Regions from separate parts of the Homo sapiens genome. Here region 1 is linked to region 2. Evidence: read pairs that join two places in POLR2A ChIA-PET (ENCODE). Cell type or tissue: A673. All regions are shown on one strand.

Region 1 (8,000 bases), 1.5 Mb after region 2:
TGTGGTGAGGTCGGGGGAGGGGGGAGGGATAGCATTGGGAGACATACCTAATGCTAGATGACACGTTAGTGGGTGCAGCACACCAGCATGGCACATGTATACATATGTAACTAACCTGCACAATGTGCACATGTACCCTAAAACTTAGAGTATAATAAAAAAAAACATTAAAAATAAAAAATAAAAAATAAAAACAAAAAGAAAACAGCAGGTTGAGTTGCATAGGAAGTTTTTGTTTGGGTTTCACTAAGAAAAATTCTCAGTTTGAAGACATGATATCTGAAGCTATTGTGTTATGTGCATAAAGGTTCTTGAACTTGGTGTTATAGTTTCTCAGTGTATGATGTTTTAAAAACTAAATATGAGATTAAGCTCACCTTTTCCTCTTTTAACATTTTTTGACTTGCGTTTCATCTTGTTTCATATTAAGGTTGCCATATTTGCTTCTTTTTTGATATAATTTTTTCATTTTTCAACTTTGGGTGTTTGTTTTTATTTTGCTCAGGATGCATGTGTGTGTGCATATCTATTGTTTATTTTTTGTAAATGGCAAATAAATATTTCTAACCTCAAAAAAAAAAAAAAAAAAAATAAAGGGTTGTGAAACAAACCCCAGAATAATGAAGAAGAATATGATACAGAGATCATATATGGCTTGGAAAGCTTCAAATATTTATCTGGTCCTTCACATAAAGTTTGCTGACCCTACTGTAAAAGCTCTTCACAACCGCTTATTATTTTGCTCTTCTTATTTACGCTCTCTGCCTGGTGAGACACAGGCTGAAAAGATTCTTCTTGTATCTCCTTACCTTCTTAACCTCACTGCTTGTGGCCAGTGGAATGTGTCTGTGATCTTAGGAAGTTTGAGGGAGCTGGGGCTGAGAGTAATCCTTGTGTGTGTGTTGGGGAGTCTCTCCTCTATGTGATGGATGCTATAGTTTTGTTGTTGTAAACTGTGCAACAGAGTGAGACAGAGTCTCACTCTGTTGCCCAGGCTGGAGTGCAGTGGCGCCATCTCCGCTCACTGCAAGCTCTGCCTCCTGGGTTCACGCCGTTCTCCTGCCTCAGCCACCTGAGGAGCTGGGACTACAGGTGCCCACCACCACACCCGGCTAATTTTTTGTATTTTTAGTAGAGATGGGGTTTCACAGTGTTAGCCAGGATGGTCTTGATCTTCTGACCTCATGATCTGCCTGCCTCGGCCTCCCAAAGTGCTGGGATTACAGGCGTGAGCCACTGCTCCCGGCCTGTATGCTGTATTTTTAGGAAAGATAGTAGGTTTTTGACTATATATCTTTGTTTTATTAACCCTATATTGTCTCTTCCACATTGTTTTTTGTGCCTGCTGCCTAATTTTTGTGACAGCTGCTTCCATAAGGGCATCCTTGCTGCTTTGAGAACGAACCACCCATGGACTTCATGGTTTCTGGGTAGTTTCATATGAGGCTGTTGCACTCTTTCTGGGAGGTGCTTTCCTAATCATTCTGATCTTTTCCTACTAGAAATTTCTGGATAATTTCCAGTTTTCAGTAGTCCTTTCATTTATCCTGATTTAATATTTTTCTAGGTTATTTCTTTTGGCATTTGGAGTAGGGAAGTCTGATGAAGTCCTCAGCTCTTTTTCCTTAGAAGTCTTATATATTTCCTATTTCCAAATTCTTAAGGATTTCTTATTTATATTCTTTTTTTGCACCCTCTGGAGAATCAACCTTATATTGACAAAATATATTTTTACATTTTTGGGTGACATTTGCAAGTCCTTAATTAATTAATTAATTAATTTTTTGAGACAGAGTCTCGCTCATTCGCCCAGGCTGTAGTGCGGTGGCGTGATCCTGGCTCACTGCAAGCTCCACCTCCCGGATTCATGCCATTCTCCTGCCTTAGCCTCCTGAGTAGCTGGGACTACAGGCGCCTGCCATGACGCCTGGCTAATTTTTTGTATTTTCAGTAGAGACGGGGTTTCACCGTGTTAGTTAGGATGGTCTCGATCGCCTGACCTTGTGATCCGCCCGCCTCGGCCTCCCAAAGTGTTAGGATTACAGGCGTGAGCCACCGCACCCGGCCCAAGTCCTTAATTTGTAAGTCTTGAGTATTTTGGTTAGCAATAATTAAGACATGTACTAAACATATACTAACTTGTAGTGCATTTGAAATAACATTGCATTTGGCTACCAAGATTTTATACCCCTCAAATAATCTTAGCATTGGAAATAAAGTAGTAATAATAATAATTACTTGTTTCAGTTACTGTACTAGGTGTCTTTATGTATATTATTTTTAATCCTCACCCAATTTTATAAAAAGTATTATTTCTCATGTTTTTTTCAGTGGAGGAAACCAGGACTCAGCAAAGTTATATTAACTAGTACGTCAACTCTGTGGGTTCAGGAGCATCTCTGTATAGTGTTGCCATCTAGTCTTGTCTCCTCATTTTCCATGAAATAAGGAGACTAAGGCCAGGCGTGGTGGCTCATGCGTATAATCCCAGCACTTTGGGAGGCCAAGGTGGGCGGAACACGAGGTCAGGAGTTTGAGACCAGCCTGACCAACATGGCGAAACCCCGTCTCTACTAAAAATACAAAAATTAGCCCAGCATGGTGGCACGCACCTGTAATCCCAGCTACTTAGGAGGCTGAAGCAGGAGAATTGCTGGAACCCAGGAGGTGGTGGTTGCAGTGAGCTGAGATCGTGCCACTGCACTCCAGTCTGGGTGACAGAGTGAGATTCTGTATCGAAAAAAAAAAAAAGACTGAGTCTAGTGAAGCCAGTAGACTTGCTCATCATCACGCAGCTAGTTAGCAGCAGAATGAGGACTTGGATCCCTGAACTCCTGACTCACATTCCAGTGCACTTTTCACTACAGCAGGACACCTTGGCTCCTGAGCCCCAAGTGACAGCCCCAAACAGCTGTGTTTATCTGTCTTGCATGTCCCAGCTTGTTTTGCTAGCTGAGCAAAAACTACTTAAAAGGATCCTCAATCTTCACCTTCCCATTCCCTTCCACTTCTACTCATATACTCCACTTGCCCCATGAATAACTTCACAGAAACAATTGTGCAATGTCACTAAGCCTTCCTCTGGTGTCAAGAGTTACTCCGTGAGAGAGCATTCACTTCCTCATGACTCCGGTTTACTGGTTAGATTGGCTTTCTCTCTCTTCTCTTTGATCGGAATCTTCGTTGTTTAGGCAGGAATTTGAGGAGCAGATGTTATGCCCCTTGAACAGCCCCTTTAATTCTCCTTAGTACTGTGTCTAATGACTCTTAATCCTGTCCTTTTAACTCTGTGGCTAGCAGACTTAAGAGTGAAGTGAGACAGGAATGATGAGCTTGATGCTGAACATTTCATTTTAATGTTGGCAAAGTAGTCTACAGAGAGTACATGACAAACAGTGAGACAGAGGGAAAATGTTAAAAGTGTTCCTATATAGCAGAAAAACAATGTGAATATTAGTGTGGGATCACTGAAATTTTGGGTTTCCCACCAAATGTAGATAGAACAGTTTGGTTATTAGTTTGCCAGAGAAATGGAGCCATTGACTGTTTCTACTTTGTCTTCTTAAACTTTTATATTTTTTAGATTTTCATTTCTGTTTTAAAATAAAAATAAATCATCAGAAGAAACAAAGTGATCTCTTATTTTTCATGGTTACTGGAGAAAATTACACTTCCCCCAAATGGGAGTAGCATTAACAAGCATATATCCTGTGAACTGATTCATTCCATTCTTTCTTTAGAGACTTTGGTTTAGCGCTCTGAACTTTCTGATTATCAGATCTTATGTGTTTGCTAATATATAAAATAACAAATTAGACATAATGCCCTATAATTTTCTCAGTTTGATTAATTGCCTGAAATTTGATCTATCAGTCAGTGTTTGATTAGAATAGAGAAATCACATGTAATTTGAACAAGGAAAGATCAGTACGAAGAATTGCTAGCTATAATAGGGTTTTGGAGCAATGAGGATTGGCTAGTAAAAAGTAAAGAGAACTCTAAGGAATATAAGAATAACAGATAAAAGGAGCATCAACCCCTGGGGTTGAGATACAACATCCAGGGCCTCTGAGATTAAGATCCAGACCCTGTTTGAGGGGGCATGGCTGTGGCTCATTGAATGAAGAGAAGTTGCTGTGGTAGAAATCTGTCTCATCAGAATCACTCTGCTATAATACTGCCTTGTGGAGGTACTGATGGAAGATACTGGGTGCTGCTGACTGCTGTGCACTTCAGGAGCCTGACAGTGGAGCAAACTGCACGGGTGCTGGATCTGGACACTGGAGAAGCTGTGTTGCAGTACAGAAGCCTGCCAAGAGGAGCACACAAGACTCTTGGAAAGAAGAGGAAAATCTCCTCTTACAATGTCGATCTAACATCATGCCAGCTAGCAAAGGAAAAATGTTTAAAGGGTCCAAGTTCATTTCTGCAGAGTAGACAGGAAAGGATGAATTCGGAGCTGAGAGACAGTAAGTGGACAACTGGCACATTTGGTCAAACTTGTAATTTTATATCTTAGATGGACAAATTTAAACACAAGTCCATAGGTGTTTTCCTTACAAGCTTACATTTAAATTTGGGATCCTGGTCAGAATTTTGCTAAGGACTTCATTCTTTCCCAGTGTTTCAGGAAGGATACCATGGGGCCAGAGCCACTTTTCTTTATTGTAAGGTCCTGGGCTGTGGCCCCTTTTGCTTTTCTGGGCTCCTTTCTCATGGGCATCTGTTTTGGGAGTTTCATTTCCTCATCTGCTTTGACACTTTAATCTTGGACATTGTAGTGAAATGCTTCACATTGTCACACATTCTAATCTCAGAGACCACTCCAAATCTTTTTGAATTTTCTTGGCCATTGAAATTAGTACTCTGGAATCAGTACATTAAGAATGGTTTTTTAAAAACTATCAGCTAGAATTTCAACATTTTAGAAGAAATGGGTCAGTATAAATTTGGAGGAGCAGTTTCTAGCTAGTAGTAGCTGTGCAGAAAAACAGTTTTATTGATAAGTATCTGATTTGGATTTAGGAACCAGCTAGGACGAAAAATTCTATTGAGGTCTGGCCAGATAGACATAGATTTTATTTTTCCTTTATATTCTGTGTCCAAAAGACAAATTGTCATGAGTTTTTTTTTTTTTTTTTTTCTGAAGTATCCATTTGTTTCTCAGCTTTGGAATTAGAGGTGTAGAAAATAAATGGGACTCAACAGCCTAAGATTTTGTTTAAAAAGATGTTCTTATTTATTTATATTAAAAAAATTTCTAAACTTTTTTTTTTTTTGCAAGAAACTGTATGTCAGCATTTTCATTTTTGATAGATAAATTTTATATTTGGGATTTTGATTATTAAGTTGTTTCTCCACCAGAATTCCTTATGGATTTTTGTAATAATCTCTATTTAATGTGTTTAATTATTTGCTTTCCATTTATATTTATTTTGGGATTTCTTTTTTAAGAGAATGGCACCTGTGACAGCATACTGTTAATATTACCCTTGTATCGTACTTTACCATGCCATCTCTGAAGAATATTACAGACCATTTTGGAGCATGGTGAATAACGAATTTTTACCTTAGGAGTTCACTTGAGTAGTCATTTTTATATTTGTGACTGCAAGTCACTTTTAGGGGCTGTACTTCCTTAGTACTGGTAGCATTATTATCCAATGGACTTTTATAGCTTTCATTAGGTTTTCTTTTGTTTCTGTTCTTTAAAGAACATTTTACTTAACTTAGTATTTCATTTTTCATCTATATTATGAGGCAGTAAGAGTCTTCTGTTTTTCCAAAGTTGAGACTGCTTTATATTTATTTCATATTGTCTACAGCTGTAGTGTTCAATACATTAGCCACTAGCCACATGTGGTTATTTAAATAAGATAAAATAAAAATTGGCTGGGCGTGGTGGCTCACACCTGTAATCCCAGCACTTTGGGAGGCCGAGGCGGGCAGATCATGAGGTCAGGAGATCGAGACCATCCTTACTAAGATGGTGAAACCCCATCTCTATTAAAAATACAAAAAATTAGCCGGGCATGGTGGCGGGCGCCTGTAGTCCCAGCTACTCAGGAGGCTGAGGCAGGAGAATGGCGTGAACCTGGGAGGCAGAGTTTGCAGTAAGCCGAGATGGCGCCACTGCACTCCAGCCTGGGCGACAGAGCGAGACTCCATCTCAAAAAAAAAAAAAAAAAAAAAAAAAAAAAAATTTAAGTTCTTTAGTTGCACTAGCCGTATTTCAAATACTTGATGGATACATGTGGCTAGTGGCTAACATAATGGATAGCACAGATATAAAACATTTCCTCGTCATGTAAAGTTCTGTTGGATAGTGCTGATCTGTAGCTTATAGGATGGTATCTTAGTCTGCTTCAGCTGCTAAAACAGAATACCATAAATTGGGTAGCTTAAACAGTAGATATTTTGACCAGGCGTGGTGGCTTGTGCCTGTATTCCTAACACTTTGGGAGGCCGAGGCAAGTGGATCACTTGAGCTCAGGAGTTTGAAACTAGCCTGGGCAGCATGGCAAAACCTTGTCTCTACAAAAATTAGCTGGGCATGGTGGTGCACGCCTGTAGTCTGAGCTACTTGGGAGGTTGAGGTGGGAGAATTGCTTGAACCTGGGAGGCGGAGGTTGCAGTGAGCCATGATCGCACCACTGTACTCCAGCCTGGACGACAGAATGAGACTCTGTCTCAAAAAAAAAAAAACAAAAAAAGAAAAAACAAGAGATATTTCTCACAGTTCTGGAGGCTGGAAGTGCAAGATCAAAGTGTTGGCAAATTATGTTTCTTAAAGAGGGCCTGCTTCCTAGATTGGAAATGGCCATCTTCTCTCAGTATCCTCACATGGTAGGGAGAAAAGCAGCTCTAGTGTCTCTTCTTATAAAGGAAGTAATGCCACCATAGGGGCTCTATTCTCATGACCTCATCTAAACCTAATTCTCTCCTAAAGGCCACACCTCCCAATATCCTCACTTTGGGGGTTAGGGCTTTATCATATGAATTTTTTTTTTTTTTTTTTTTGAGACAGAGTCTTGCTCTGTCACCCAGGCTGGAGTGCAGTGGCACAATCTTGGCTCACTACAAGCTCTGCCTCCTGGGTTCACACCATTCTCCTGCGTCAGCCTCCTCAGTAGCTGGGACTAAGGTGCCCGCCACTGCGCCCGGCTAATTTTTTATTTTATTTTATTTTATTTTATTTTTTTTAGAGATGGAGTCTCTTTCTCCCAGGCCGGACTGCAGTGGCGCTATCTCGGCTCACTGCAAGCTCCGCCTCCCGGGTTTACGTCATTCCTGCCTCAGCCTCCCGAGTAGCTGGGATTACAGGCGCCCGCCACCGCGCCCAGCTAATTTTTTGTATTTTTAGTAGAGATGGGGTTTCACCGTGTTAGCCAAGATGGTCTCGATCTCCTGACCTCGTGATCTGCCCGCCTCGGCCTCCCAAAGTGCTGGGATTACAGGAGTGAGCCACCGCGCCTGGCCTAATTTTTTGTATTTTTAGTAGAGACGGGGTTTTACCATGTTAACCAGGATGGTGTCGATCTCCTGACCTTGTGATTCACCCGCCTCGGCCTCCCAAAGTGGTAGGATTACAGGCATGAGCCACTGCGCCCGGCCTATCATATGAATTTTGAGGGAACACAAACATGCAGTCTGTAGCAGATGGTAATAGGCTGATATATTGCACTTGTTGATGTAAATCTGATAGGTTTCTTTCTCTCCAAGGACAGATTTTTAAATATTTAACAATACCAATAATGTTTCAGGTTCTGTGAGAATTTTATAATTTATAATTTCCAAACTTAAAATAATCTATAATCTATTTTGTCCTAACAATTACAAATATATTTTTTATTTCAGATTATATATATTCCTACCACATGGAGATAATTACAGCTTTAAAAAATTTTATTTATTTTTTCATTTTATTTCACATATTGACATTAAATTTTTATTGACACATAATAATTGTACATATATATGGGGTACAATGTGATGTTTTA
Region 2 (8,000 bases):
TTTAAAACTATTCTCAGACTGCAGGAAAAACAAGATGCTGAGTGGCAATGGAATTATGGCTAAAAATGTGGGAGACAATCTGCTCTAAAGAATATCATAAATTGAACAAGTGTTCATGGGATTGAGAATCCCGTGAGAAGCCAACACGTGGCCATTTCTACAGTTCAGTGTCTTGTAATGCCATCTTCTCCCAAATGCCATTCTGTTGACTTCTGAAATATAGAAAACTGCTCTTGTGAACCTTGATATGTTTTCTTTATACAAAGCTGTCTGATATCAGAATAAAGAGCAACATGTTACAAGGAAAATTCTTATTTCATTCATCCAGAGATTAAAGCAATGGTTGAAGCCAAAAGTGTTATTCCACGAGCTAAACACTCCCACTCCTTGCTCTTGAGCACCTCACCACCACCTCCACAAGTTACAGCAGACGTTGGCCCTCTTGGGACCAAGCATACCTTCCATCCAGACACCCAGATTTTCCTCTATTCCTTATTCAATTATAAGCCTCCTCATCTTGATCAACTTCTGAACAGCAATCGTCACTGCTGAGCTGAATATTGTTTGCCTGTGTGCTTCTCCTGATCCATTCCCCACCCACATCTGTGCTACAAGAGGTCGACCTCCATAAACTGTGTTAACCACACTTCCTTGCTTGCTGGCTTCCAGCTGGATTCCACCACTGGGAGGCATCAGTAGAAGATCAGAGGAGAGGAGGAGATAGAGGCTGGAGTATTTATTTCCCCAGCTTCCTTTCTGCCAAGCCACAGTTTTTCAGTGACCATATCCTTCACCAAAGGCAGCCCTCCCTACAGAAATGCTTTGATTGAGATATGAAAACCACTCCTCCTTTTGCCCCTTTAAGGCTATGGGTAACACCTTTCTTGTCCCTTCTGACTGTGGCATTGCTGGGTGTCTCATTATGCTTTCTCTATATTCCTTATTCCTACCCACACTTCTGTGAATTGTCCTTCATTAAACTCTTTTCTGTTACTACCTTTGAATGTGCCATCAATTTCCTGCCAAGACACTGATTGGTACAATATCTTTATCCTGGATGGTATCTGATTTTGCATAAGGAAACCTACCCCTCTTGCAGTCTTCTCAGATGAAAGCACCTCTTACCCCAAATTCTAAGTATTAAGGAACCTCACAGATTTTAAGATGCACCCTGTCACCTCCACATCATGACCTATATCCACATCCTTCTTTGAAGCACAGCCTAGCTGGACAAACTTCCTATGTTTCTCTTTGGTTCTGTCAGTTTATAAATCACTGACACTCTGAATGTTGCCTCAGAGATGTACTCTCCATTTCAAGTGGTGTCATCAATCTGGGAAAACCCAGAGCTCATCTAGACAATCCATCCAACAGGCAGCTATGAAGTTCCTGGAGCTCCTTGATTTCTACCAACTCAACTCCATCTGTTTGTTGTCTCGGCATTCCCTCCCAACCAAATCTGGTCTCCTCTGAAAGTCCAAACTTCTTTTTTTTTTTTTCTGAGACAGGGTCTCACTCTGTTGCCCAGGCTGGAGCGCAGTGGTGTCATCATAGCTCACTGCAGCCTCAATCTCCTGGGCACAAGTGATCCTCCCACCGAAACCTCCCGAGTAGCTAGGACTACAGGTGCACACCACAATACCCAACTAATTTTTTCTTATTTTTAGTAGAGACAGGATCTTGCTATGTTGCCCAGGCTGGTCTTGAACTCCTAAGCTCAAGCAATCCTCCCACCTTGGCCTTCCAAAATGCTGAGATTACAGACATGAGCCACGGTGCCCAGACTGAAAGTTCAAAATTCAAGATTGACTTTATCTGCAGTGTTCAGTTCCATTATTCCAACTTGCTTCTGACCTTATGGTACCTCCAGACTTTTGGCCCTACATTTTCACCCCAGCCATTACCTACCTCATTCTCCCTTCTGGATCTACTTCCTTTCTTATCCATTTTACACACTCTGCGCATCTTTCTGACCATCTGGTACCAGTGCCTCCCTTCTTGACCCTCATTTTTCAACCTCCCACCATCTCAGAATAATAGCTAACTTGGTTCAATTTGCCCATGTTCCATGTACTTAACGGCAGACTGAAGTGCAGCTGAATAAACCCACATGCCAGCATGGACAGGTGTCACTGTATTTATTCTTTAACCACAGCTAGGCCTTCTGCAACACACAACTCAACTTTTATATGATGTTGGTCAGGTTCTTATTCCAGTCTCCTCAGAGGCTAATCCAAACTTTTGCCACTCCAGACCTTGCCTTGAAAGACCCAGAAAAAAATGGAACCACCAGTTATGAACAAATTCACATCATCCTCCTCCAAATCTATAAAAGTATAGCGCTCTAAGGGCATCCTGACTTCATCCTCCCTCCTCCCTCCTCCAAGAGATTGCTGAACTTCCTCCCATCTAAGGATGCCCTCTCTACCTGCAACACAGAGGCCTACCCCTCTAAGATTCTCAGCCATCAGTTATGCCCTTTTCCTCCTCTCCAGCAGCTCCTTCTTTTAGTTCATGAATCCGCTGTGGTCCCTCAGTCCTGGACTCCCTCTAGCTATCACCCCTCAAAGTCAAACTATTTTAAAGAATTTCCAGATTTTCTACTTTCTCATGCCCCATTCATACTTCGGTCCATTTCAATATGGTCTTCACCCTGTCATTCCAACAAATATACTCTTCAATAAGTCATTGCTAACCTGATTGCCAACTTCAACAGTCATTAGCCCTTAGTTCACTTCTCCAACTAGTTGACTATTGGTCATTCTTCCTTTTTAACACCCTTTCTCTCAATGGCTATAAATCTAACTCCCTGTCTCTCCTCCTCCCTCTTGGATCTGTCCTATTTTGTTTCTTCCTTGTCTTCACCTGCTTCTTAAGTGCTGTTTCTCAGGCTTCAGTTATCTTTCTCTTCTCACTATTCCACTATCTTATGGCAATCTCAGTCATATCCCCTGATACAATGATGACTAACAAATCTTTATTCCAATGTAGGCACTCTCTGGAGCCAGATTTCTCACAAAACATGTGCACTTGGATGACCTACAGACACTTTCAGTTTAATGTTCCAGAGCCAAATTCATTACCTATCTTCCTTACTCTTTGCTTCAGGAAACAGCAATACCATTTACCTGGGTCATTAACTGACCATTATCCTAGACTCTTCCTAACCCTTTACATCCAAATAGCAGCTAAGTCCTATAGAGTTTCACTACCTTGACACATCCCGCATTTCCATTCCCTCATCTCCATTGCCATGGATACTGACTCAGCCTAGGACATGGTCACTTCTCATTTCCACCATTGCAAATGTCTCCTAGTTGGTTTCCTGCCCCTAGCTTTGCCCTCTGTACTTTGTCTTTCAAAAGACTGAGCAATCTTTAGAAAATGAAAACATGAACTTCATGATATAGTTTAAGACCCTTTGATGGTCCCCCATTGCATACAGGTAAAATGAAAGTTCTTAGCATTGAATTCATGCATTGGCCTTTCCTATGTCTCCAGCCATTTCTAGTAATTCTCCATCCGTTCAAAATCTATCCTGCATCTCTACTCACTCACATTCCCCAAACACACCATAGCATTCTGTATCTCTGTGCCTTTGTACATGTAGTCACACTTGCAGGTACACCTTCTTTTTCCTGTTGGCCCAGAGAAGTCCCACCCATCCTTCCATGATCATGTGGTGAAGTCCAAATAGCATTCACATTGCAAGACAATGTAATTCGTTTTCGAATTACTTGCCCTGCTAGACAGACTATAAGGTCCTTACGAGGTAGAGCTGTATCCTTTGCATTTACTATCACCATATCATCAGGGCTTAGCAGGAGGCTATTTTATTGCTATTAGAATTTATCATTGTCATTGCTATTGGGTAATTTTTATCAGAATATAAATACAAATGTATGCCTGAAATTCAAATCTCAATATTTAAAACTTTCAATAACAAAATAGATTTTTGTGGTTGTAGGATTTGAGGAAAAAATAAGTCAAAAAAAAAAAACAGGTAAGAATTTCATCTACTTAATATGGTTTAAATACTCCCCAGACTGAAGGCAATAGAGATGGCTGCCTGGGTCATTGGTGTTGTCCTTTAATGAGAACGTAAAGGACCCCCTCAAGTCTCTGATGAATCAAATCAACTATTTGATATAATTTTGAACAAGCCATGTATGTACACTTTAATAAGCATCCTGATTTTTATTCTGATTCTCAGTTGTCAGTGTATAGCAGAAATAGCATAAGTTTAAGTATCAGACAAAGCAAGGTCTGAATGAAAGTTGAAATGTTTTATTGCTTTGTGACTTGGAAATGCTGAACCTCCCTGAAGCTCAGTTTTATCAGTGGTCATCAGGATCGTTAGAGCAATTCACCCAAACCCTTCACACTCAAATACCTAGTACCTAATGACTGCTCAGTAATGTTTACTTCCTTCCCCTTTACTGAATGAAATTTATTTTTGTGCATTTTTATCTAAGCATTTTTTTTGCAAAGATTACAAAAATCTTTCCCAGTACCAAGCTCTTTCCTCTTGCACTGACAGCCTAGTGATGGCTTCTCTAGTCCAAGAACTCTCAAAAGACTTTTAGATTTTCTTTTTAGAGAGTAACATCTACTGTCTTCTTTTCTCAGCTAAGACATACCAAGAAAAAAAAAAACATTAAATCATAGAATAGATAAAAACATTGATTTACCTTAAATGCTAACCTTTTGCCACCAGTTGCTTCGAACTGAAACTATGGACGCTGTCTCCTGCATCTAGGAAAACTGGTCCCTCCCAAGCCACCTTAGCCTCCTCCCTCTTACCTGTCTTCCTCAGGGGCCCTGGTCCACTCTCTTAGTATTAATTGGAGGACCTGGGATCACTGCTGCAGATTCACAGCCTGATTGGCTCAGCTCACTGTCAATCTCTACTCTGGTTCTGCCTTTTCTCAAGTTTACACTCCTGTTGCCTAGGAAATCTCAGTGACTGTGAAAGCTCAAGCCATTTGCACTGGGAGAGAAGCCAGCCAGAAGTTTTGCTGGCAATGGTTTGGTTTCTAGAACAGCATCAAAACTTGTCTCCCATGTTTTGTAAGGTAGTATTCAGCACATTGTCTTCTTTCTTTTAGGCAGCACCTTCCTGTCCTTCTGTAGTCCCCAGAAAGCTTACTGCTAGGGTGCCTCATTGCCAGGTGATACTTAAAACCACAACTCTTGGGAGCAGGCAGGGGTAATTATAGGTGATTCAAGGTTCTCCCTCCTTCTCTGCATTTGCAGAGGATGTCATTTCTGCTGTTTTCATCCTTGGTTTCTTCTCTTCTTTTCTCTTTTTGTTTCTTTTTACTTATGTTTTTCACATGTTCCCTAGCAGTTACTTTGCCAGATAAGAAGAAATCTAGTGGCTTATTTGGAGGAAAATATCTACACTATGCTCTCTTTCATTGTGTATCTATGACATCCACCCTATCCTTGTCATTCCCACTCCTGCACGTCCTGCTTTCAGGAGCAGGCAGGTATAATTAGTGGTGATTCAGACCTTACACCTCTCTCTTTCTCTCTCTCTCTCTGACACACACACACACACACACACACACACACACACACACACACACACACATCTCTGTATATAACATAATCCTGGCTGTGTGCAACATCCTTGCAGTATAAGAACTCACAAAACGGAATAGATGCCAGGCACCCAGCTCTGCAGACTACTAGGCAAGTTCTTTCATGGATTTGACAAGGGCTTGGGTCCTTTGCTATATCTGCAGGGAGTATACATAGTAGCTATTTCATCCTTTTATCTGAATTGTCTGAAGAATTGTCCCAGAATTAAGCAATTAGAACTGTGGTTCTTCCAGGGCAACCTCAGATGTCTAATGTTTTCTTTTCAGTGGTTTAACCCACAAGATATCACGCATTTGAAACTTTTAAGAAGAAACTTAATTTCATCTGTGAATGCAGAAGCAAATATGAGGGCATGGGCATTTAAATATGAAGTATTTCTTGAAAGCCACCTACTGGAGAGTAAGTTTGGTGCAATAATTTAAGAAAAGATAAAAAAGAAACAGGAAAATTGGGACAACGGACAGCATGATGGAGCCACCGTGCAAGCCCTCAATAGTCTGCCTCCAGGTTGTGTCAAATAAAGTAAAAAGAACAAAATCTCTGGAGTACTTAAGCAATGCTTTTGCTTGTTTCCACTGCTAGCAACTGGTGTAATTCCAAGGGTTTTACCAGTTCAAAAAACTGGATCTGGGTTTGTGGTATTGGGTTTCTGACAATCAATATAAAATATTGATTATATTTTAAGGCATAAGTACTCTTTCCAGTGGTAAAGAAGACAATGATAGTCTATGGTGTAATACGGTAAAAAGATTTGTAAAATATTACTACTGGATTCCTAATCAAATATTCATAAATGGCAAATCTCTAGGTAATCATGATAGCTTAAAATATTTTAGTCAAACTAATAAATGTAATGAGGATGACTGCTTGTAACTGTGGTAGACAAAGTAAAGAAAAATGATGAACTCAGGGCTTGAAATTCCAAGTTCAAGCTCCACATAAATGATCTGAAACCTTCTATGTCTTCCTGGAGGAACGTACTTATCTCCCATTGTCATCAGCCTGAGGTTTCAGAAAATCAAATCTGGAGTCTCATCCTGAGAGTGGCAGAATTACAGTGCAAATTGAATTCCCAACCAGGCAAAGTATCTTCTGCTAAACTGAGGGAATTGATTAGGAAGGAATGAGATTCTGAAAATCGGAATGAAACCTGTAGGGTAGATCCTGATGAAGCTGAGGACACTTAACCTCTAAATTCTCCTGCATCTTCTTTGCCAGTAGGAGCAACCCTGCTATTCATGTCTGAGAAGGTTCATCCTGATTTTTCAAAGGAAAGTGTACTAGCACCTCTGAGGTATTTTAACTGGAAGACACTGCTGATTATCCTCAGAACCTACTTCCACCAAACCTCTTGGCTTGTAGAACTATATCATCTATATCTATATCTATATCTATATCTATCTATATCTATATCTATCTATATCTATATCTATAAATAAGACTCTAGTCCCAACAGGCTTGAAAGAGAGATTAAAATTGCGAACCAATGGGAGACATACTACATTCCAAAAGTAATGCGTATTTTTTCAATTTATACAGACAGAAATCTGGTGAATACATGTGAGAATGTAAGTTAATAGTGTGAAATAATGGTAGAAGGAACATAAAGTTGACTCAAGGTGAATTTATTGATACAGGCCCACAAAGCACAAATTCTCAATATAGAGTTGCAGCTCGATGGGTTTGGTTGAGTTAAGGATGAAACAAAGGGTGGCCTACGCTAAATGAAGCTGAAATACCAGAATTACCTTGGGACACTGAAGAGGAAGGTATCTAAAGGCTTAGGGAGACTGAAATGTTGGACTGGATTTATCACGCAAGACCTGATTACTAAGGGAAATTGAGTTGCTACTACACATTGATGTAAAGAGTAAGCCTTAAAAGGAACAAAATCATGTGATTTGCAGGGACACGGATGGAGCTGGAAGCCATCCTCAGCAAACTAATGCAGGAACAGAAAACCAAATACTACATGTTCTCACTTATAAATAGGAGCTGAATAATAAGAACACATGAACACTCGGAGGGGAACAACACACACTGGGGCCTGTCACAGGGTGTGGGGAGAGGAGGGAGAGGATCAGGAAGAATAGCTAATGGATGCTGGGCTCAATACCTAGGTGATGGGAGGATCTGTGCAGCAAACCACCATGGCACACATTTACCTGTGTAACAAACCTGCACATATACCCCAGAACATAAAATAAAAGTTGGAAAAAGAGTAGCGAATACTATGTTTTCATCTTCTTTGTAGCACTTGTCACAGCTGCAATCATTTCGTTGGTTTACTGTTATAGGTCATTAAAAAGAAGAGTAAGCCTGGAATAAAGGAACTCTGTTAACACATCACTAATTATGCCCATGCCCTTTTATTAAAGTCAACAAAAAATCTA

The links. Peaks named below come from ENCODE experiments on the same cell type or tissue, not always from the same donor. Only the 100,000 strongest peaks of a DNase experiment are listed, where the experiment ranks them.
Region 1: POLR2A ChIA-PET joins it to region 2 with 5 read pairs; 1 of 35 experiments calls an interaction of 5 or more read pairs at or near these places.

The regions. Positions count from the first base shown.
Region 1 is chr5:37,460,535-37,468,534 of GRCh38, forward strand. All of the region lies in intron 7 of WDR70 (WD repeat domain 70), which reads left to right. Among named protein-coding and RNA genes, the nearest start is that of WDR70, 85 kb to the left of the region's middle. In A673, CTCF peaks have their summits at 4,246 and 4,447; DNase peaks (open chromatin) are centred at 3,147 and 4,237; H3K4me3 peaks cover 1,182 bases; H3K27ac peaks cover 2,665 bases.
Region 2 is chr5:35,933,850-35,941,849 of GRCh38, forward strand. CAPSL (calcyphosine like) reads right to left here and starts at 4,773. Exons shown (of 5, transcript NM_001042625.2): 1 at 4,692-4,773. It overlaps CAPSL-DT (CAPSL divergent transcript), which reads left to right and starts at 4,952. Exons shown (of 2, transcript NR_104630.1): 1 at 4,952-5,075; 2 at 5,874-6,144. In A673, a CTCF peak has its summit at 5,989 (motif pointing left); a DNase peak (open chromatin) is centred at 4,932.